Regions from separate parts of the Mus musculus genome. Here region 1 is linked to region 2. The links are chromatin contacts, found by POLR2A ChIA-PET in ENCODE. All regions are on one chromosome and are shown on one strand. Each heading gives the region's core, a stretch centred on a gene start or an enhancer-like site at or near the end of the contact. The rest is flanking DNA. Distances are from core to core; before and after follow the strand shown. Region 1 holds the start of Ech1 (enoyl coenzyme A hydratase 1, peroxisomal). Region 2 holds the start of Map4k1 (mitogen-activated protein kinase kinase kinase kinase 1).

The links. ChIA-PET counts read pairs that join two places held with the same protein, here RNA polymerase II (POLR2A).
Region 1: POLR2A ChIA-PET joins it to region 2 with 11 read pairs in Patski. The contact joins the promoter of Ech1 here to the promoter of Map4k1 in region 2. POLR2A ChIA-PET finds 5 or more read pairs at or near these places in 4 of 5 experiments (Patski and embryonic stem cell).

What each region holds. Positions count from the first base shown.
Region 1 is chr7:28,823,919-28,826,779 of GRCm38, reverse strand. It overlaps Ech1 (enoyl coenzyme A hydratase 1, peroxisomal), which reads right to left and starts at 1,442. Exons shown (of 10, transcript NM_016772.1): 1 at 1,368-1,442; 2 at 702-906; 3 at 507-595. The coding sequence starts at 1,419.
Region 2 is chr7:28,981,465-28,984,164 of GRCm38, reverse strand. Map4k1 (mitogen-activated protein kinase kinase kinase kinase 1) reads right to left here and starts at 1,311. Exons shown (of 32, transcript NM_008279.2): 1 at 1,111-1,311; 2 at 893-950; 3 at 685-775; 4 at 18-82. The coding sequence starts at 1,209. Eif3k (eukaryotic translation initiation factor 3, subunit K) reads left to right here and starts at 2,277. Exons shown (of 8, transcript NM_028659.3): 1 at 2,277-2,491. The coding sequence starts at 2,433.

The sequences.
Region 1 (2,861 bases), core at 193-2,692, 160 kb after region 2:
ATCCAGGTCCACTTGATCATGGGGAAGGATAGAACCAGCTTCCAAAAGCCGTCATCTAACTTTTGCACACGTGTGCATGCACGCGCACACAAAAATAAAAGTAACTTTTTCTTTTTGGTTTTTCTAGACAGGATTCCTCCGTGCAGCCCTGGCTGTCCTAGATCTGGCTCTGTCATCCAGGATGGCCGTGAACTCCCAGAGAGCCACTGGCCTCTGCCACTCCAGTGCTGGGACTAAGGGCACATGCCACCGGCCCAGTATTTTTGTTTCCTTCTAGAAACAAAAGGAGGCCAAAGCATTGAGTCATGTTTACAATCCCAGCATCAACATTTAGGAAGCTGAGGCAGGAGGATTACTTCAACTTCTAGAGTAGCCTAGTCTAAATAGAGAGTTCCAGGCCAGCCAGGGGAGGGAAAAAAAAAAAGAGTAAGTGACAAAATCAGCAAAGAAAACTGCTAGCATGGCTGCCCCAGCAGGGGGAGAGGCGCCAGCAGGCAGACAAGTACCTGAAGTGAACATCTTTCCTGCACCGGAGACTACAACAGCCCGGCAGTCCGAGTCTTTGGATATCTTTTGGAAGCATTCCACCAACTCCCTGCAGAGGCATAAGAAGTAAAGGGTTATATCTGGAGTGGGAAGCCCCTGTCCCTGCCCACCTCTGTCTCCTCTAGCAGATAGGCTTGTGGGCTTGCAGGCCAGACCTCCAGAAAGCCCTGTTCATGGCATTCCTCTTCTCTGGCCGGTTTAGCTGCACGTGGAGAACATGCTTCTGGGCACTTGTGACTTGAATAGACTCATAGTTGTGGTCTGAGACTTCCTCGGGGGCTCTCTTGGAGGCCTCTTGTGCAGAGGAGCTCAGAGATCGAAGGCTGATGTTGAAGTACAGCTGGCTGGTACCTCTCAGCTCTGGGGAGACAAGGAAGAGACTTTGAGAGCCTAGAATGGGGACATTTTAACAGTATATGCTCTTTAGGGGCGCTGGCATGACCAGACATAACTTTTAAGATTAGGGTATGCAAGCCAGGAGGTGGTTGGGAGGCAGCATTTGGAAGGCAGAAGCAGTCCGATCTCAGATCGAGGCCAGCCTAGTCTGCAGAGAGTTCCAGGATAGCCAGGCCTACACAGAGAAATCCTGTCTCGAAAAACCAAGTTTCAGTCTGAGACTACATTAGACCCTTGTTTGTGGAAATGACCCAAGATTGGGGACAAAGAATTCAGGTTGAAAGACAGACCTAAAAAATTATAATTTCATTTTAAATTACAAAAGGACTCCTGAGTTTAAAGCGACCCAGGCAGACTTCCCGTCTTATCGCCGCTATAACAAGACGACACAAAAACGAGCCCCCACGGATTAAGGGGTAACTCACGCTGCATCAGCAGGCCGCGGAGTTTACTGGAAACTGTCATCGCGGTAGCCATTTCTGGAGCTCCGGAGCTGTGCGACTTACTCCCGAAGAAAAACTTAGGGGGCGGGCACGAACGTTCGCCATGTTGGTCAAGGGCACCGAAGCCACCGCGGCCACCGCCCTTTAGCAGCGAGGTCCCACCTAGTTCGCCATCTTTACTAAGGGCAAACGAAAAAAAAAAGCACTCCTTCGTGTCTCATGTGTTTGGGACGTTGCTTAAACCTTTGGCCCAGTGGGACGCTGGCCTGAGAAAATATTTCACAGTGCTGTTGGAAAATTGTGTATAAAGTTCATCACAACGCTGTGTTGGAACAAAATGCAGACAACTGAAATAGTCAAGGACAGAAGGGCAGCAGTTTAGTTGCTAGGATACCGGCTGGCCAGAATTAAGCAGTTTTTATTCCCTTACCGCCAGAAGTTGGCTCCTGGACCAGGGAAGTTATACGGATTCAAGGTTACTGGACATTTAGAAGTGCGTAGGCAGGAGTAAATGGCTCTAACGCCACCCTCCTTTGTTTTGTGGTGCGAGGGGACTGAGGCAACATAGGCAAACATTTAACACCGAACATATCCCCAGGCTCTTCTCCCTGATTTATGTAAGGTCTATATAAAACCCCAGGCTTGCCTGTAACTTCAAGTATCCTCCACCTTTTGCCTCCTGAGAAGGGATCATCCTACACCCAGCCCCCGCAACAAAGACTCTGAAAAGAACCCAAGGAAGTTCAATGTGGTGCCTCATACCTTCAATCCTAGCACTCAAGAGACAGGGGCAGGGAAAGAAAAAAAAAAAAAAAAAAAAAAAAGGGAAAAAATCCGGGCAGGGTGGCGCATGCCTTTACTCCCAGCACTGGGGAGGCAGAGGCAGGCGGATTTCTGAGTTCCAGGACAGCCTGGTCTACAAAGTGAGTTCCAGGACAGCCAGGGCTACACAGAGAAACCCTGTCTCGAAAAACCAAAAAGACAGAGACAGAGACAGGGGCAGGTGGCAGATCTCTGCGAGTTCAAGACAAGCCTCTTCTACATAGCAAGTTCCATTACTATAGAGACCCTGTCTAAATAAATATAATAATATGCTGTTTGTTTCTAGACAATTTCTGTGTAGCTCTGGCTATCATGGAACTCTGTGAACCAGGCTGGCCTCGAATTTATAGAGATCTGTCACCTTCTACCTCCCCAGTGCTGGTATTCAAGGCATGTGCTACCACTACCACCTGGCAAAGGCTATATTTTCAAAACAGACATACCAAAAAAAAAAAAAAAAAAAAGCCTGAGAAAGTATTACCCAAGAGCATAAAATACCGTCTAAGTGTGCTCCTTAGGGAGATGTTTGCCAAGAGGGTGAACAGATGTCTCTGGGCCAGTGGGACAGTAGGGGATGTCTGCTACCCAGACTTACAGCTGAGGTAGGCAGTCCCCACCCCACCCCACCCACACAAGGGACAGATGTAGCAACTA
Region 2 (2,700 bases), core at 62-2,561:
CCCCTTGTCCTTCTAACCTTGGTAGATGTCCTGGAGAGAACCAGCTCCACAGAATTCCATGCAGATCCACAGCTTCTGCAGCCTATAGGGCGTCAAGAGAGCAGGGATTACAATGGTAGTGAGACCTCCCGGGGCTATCTCACTCCCCCGCCCACCACACAGTGTCCTGTTCCCATGACAGCAGAGGCTGAGGATAGCCAGGAAGTGTGTATTCCAGAGCAATTTTTAGGTCTTTGGGTTCCAACCCAAGAGCACCCCACTGCCACCCCAAGGTAATTTAGGGGACAGGGCAGAGAACCCATGGCGAAGCAGACAAGACAAAGAATCCCGGGTTTGAGGAAAAGATGCCATTATTGAGGCAGCTGAGATATTATCTTGGGAGCCAAGAAATTTGAGAGCTCAAATTAAAGAAGCAGAATAAAAATGGGTGATGCAGGGAGCAGACTAGTGAGAGATTTGATTACAACAACGAGGAGGGTTCTAGATTAGCCCTTAAAAATTAGCAGGCACTCAGTAAGAAAGGCAGAATTTCAGATTGGGAATCAGACTGGGATGCCCCAATTAAAAGTGAAAGTCCTCAGGTTGGAAGTCAAGTTAGGGTATCTGGGTCACAAATGGTAGTTTAGGAGTGGAGACCTGGTCAGAGTTAAGGGGCTGGGGTTGGGGGATGGGCTAAGACATCACCAGAGGTAACTGCCATGGTAAGCCACGATGTTGGCGTGCCGGCAAGTTTTCAGCATGAGAATCTCCTTCTGAAGGGTGGCGACGTCATCATCTGTGGGGAGGGGCCGGAGAGCGAAGGTGGGCTACAAGCGGGGGCTTACAGAAATGTCCCTGTATCCCAGGAAGGAAAGGGCGGGGATGGGGAAGAAGTTTCTGGGGGTGCTCTCACCAGGCTCCATCTTCACCATCTTCAAAGCCACCAGGTCCTTAGACACCTTGTCGCGAGCCTTGTAAAGGGGAAGTTGGTCATCAGGCAGACTCCATAGCTTGCCATCCTCAGCATCTCTGAACCAAGGCCAAGGCCTGGCATTCTCTTACACTCCTGCTTGCCAGCCTCTCCCCAACTATCCCAGGGTTGTGGTGGAGGAGACAGAAGGGCTTTCTCACCTTGAATACTTCTCCATAAGTTCCACCACCCAGTCGTTGCAGTAGATCATAGTGTTCTCGAGGGTCCTTATTAAAAATGTCGGGGTCCACAAGGGCCATTCCTGGAGGCCGGGGCTGGGCCAGTGCCCAGGGGGCCAACAGGGCCTCAGGGTTCAAGCTTTGGTATTACCTTCTGTCTCCACACAAGTCCTGGGCCCGCCTTGACTCTGTGGGCTGTGGCCTTCCCCCTCCCCACTCTCGCTTCCTGCCCCAGCTGCAGGGCTGTGCAGAGGGCTGCACAGAGGGCTCCACCCCCGTCCCCTGGGTTCTGAGAGTTTGATCGCCTTGGGACCCATGGGACTCCCCTTTACCCACTGAAGGACACTATGTAAATAAGATGCAAAAGTTCTTAAATGCAACCTGGGGCTGACCTAGCACCCTCTCCCCAACACTCTATTTTGGGAGGAGTCATAGGTTACGGTTGAACCTCTGCTGGGTTCTTGAAGATCTGGAATCAAGCCAGAGGTTGCAGGTCTGCACAAAGCTGGCTAGGTTTCACAGAAGACCTGTTTACTCGTGACACATGCATGTGACTTAAGTGACAGCTGAGCTCAGGGCACCTGCCCGCATGGCACATGTCTGTGCAACGCTTCAAACGTGTAGGGAATCTGTGGCAGACGTGGAACACTTGTTAGTAGCCCCTACGCAGAGCCGATGGAGACTACAGGTGTCTTTTGCCTTCCCGGCCTCCTAACAGCACTGTAGCAGTACGGAACCGAGTGGGGACCAGCGAGGAAGTGAAGATACATACAAGATGCTGTCTCAGGCACCCAAGTCGGAGACAAGAAGGGCTTCAGAGAGCATCTCCCACCCGACTAAACTCAAAGAAAAGGAAACAGCAACCCTTCACGGGGCTAAACGCTTAAGGCTACGCATGCGTAGAGAAAATAAAGTCTCCTTTCCCCGTACAACTCCAGCGCACGCGCGTCAGAAGCTTAAGTACTAAGTTTGCGCGGCCCGGGAAAAGCTTAGCCCGCCTCCTGGCGCCTGCGTAGTAAGGCAGACTAAACCTTTTCTCACGCTATTGGTCTCTTTTAAGTGAGCTCATTGCGCATGCGCAAGTTACAACTGCTGGAAGGAAATCACGTGGTAGACAAAAAAAAAAAAAAAAAAAAACAACCGGCGCTGGTGCTGAAAGCGCCTTTCCCTTTGCCTTCCTTGTAGGAGCTGGAGGGAGGGTGTGACGCAGGTTCCGCTTCCTACACCTCTCTTCCGGTCCTCTAGTGCTAAGCACCGTGCCTGGTGTTCGACTCCAGCTGAGGCTGCCGAAGGCAACAGTGATCATGGCGATGTTTGAGCAGATGAGAGCGAACGTGGGCAAGTTGCTCAAGGGTATCGACAGGTCTGAATTCCGCTGAAGGGCGCTCTCTGGCCAAGCGGGGTGGAGAAGACGGGGAGCCAGCCAGGGGTGGCCAGGGCTCCACGCTCCTCCAGAGATGGAGTTTCTCCAAGTTTCTCTCCGTCCCTCAACTTTACCTTTTCTGCTGCCACAGACTCCCGGTGTCTTTTAGTCTCTTCCTTCTCTGTCCTTGTGGACCATCCTACATAGTG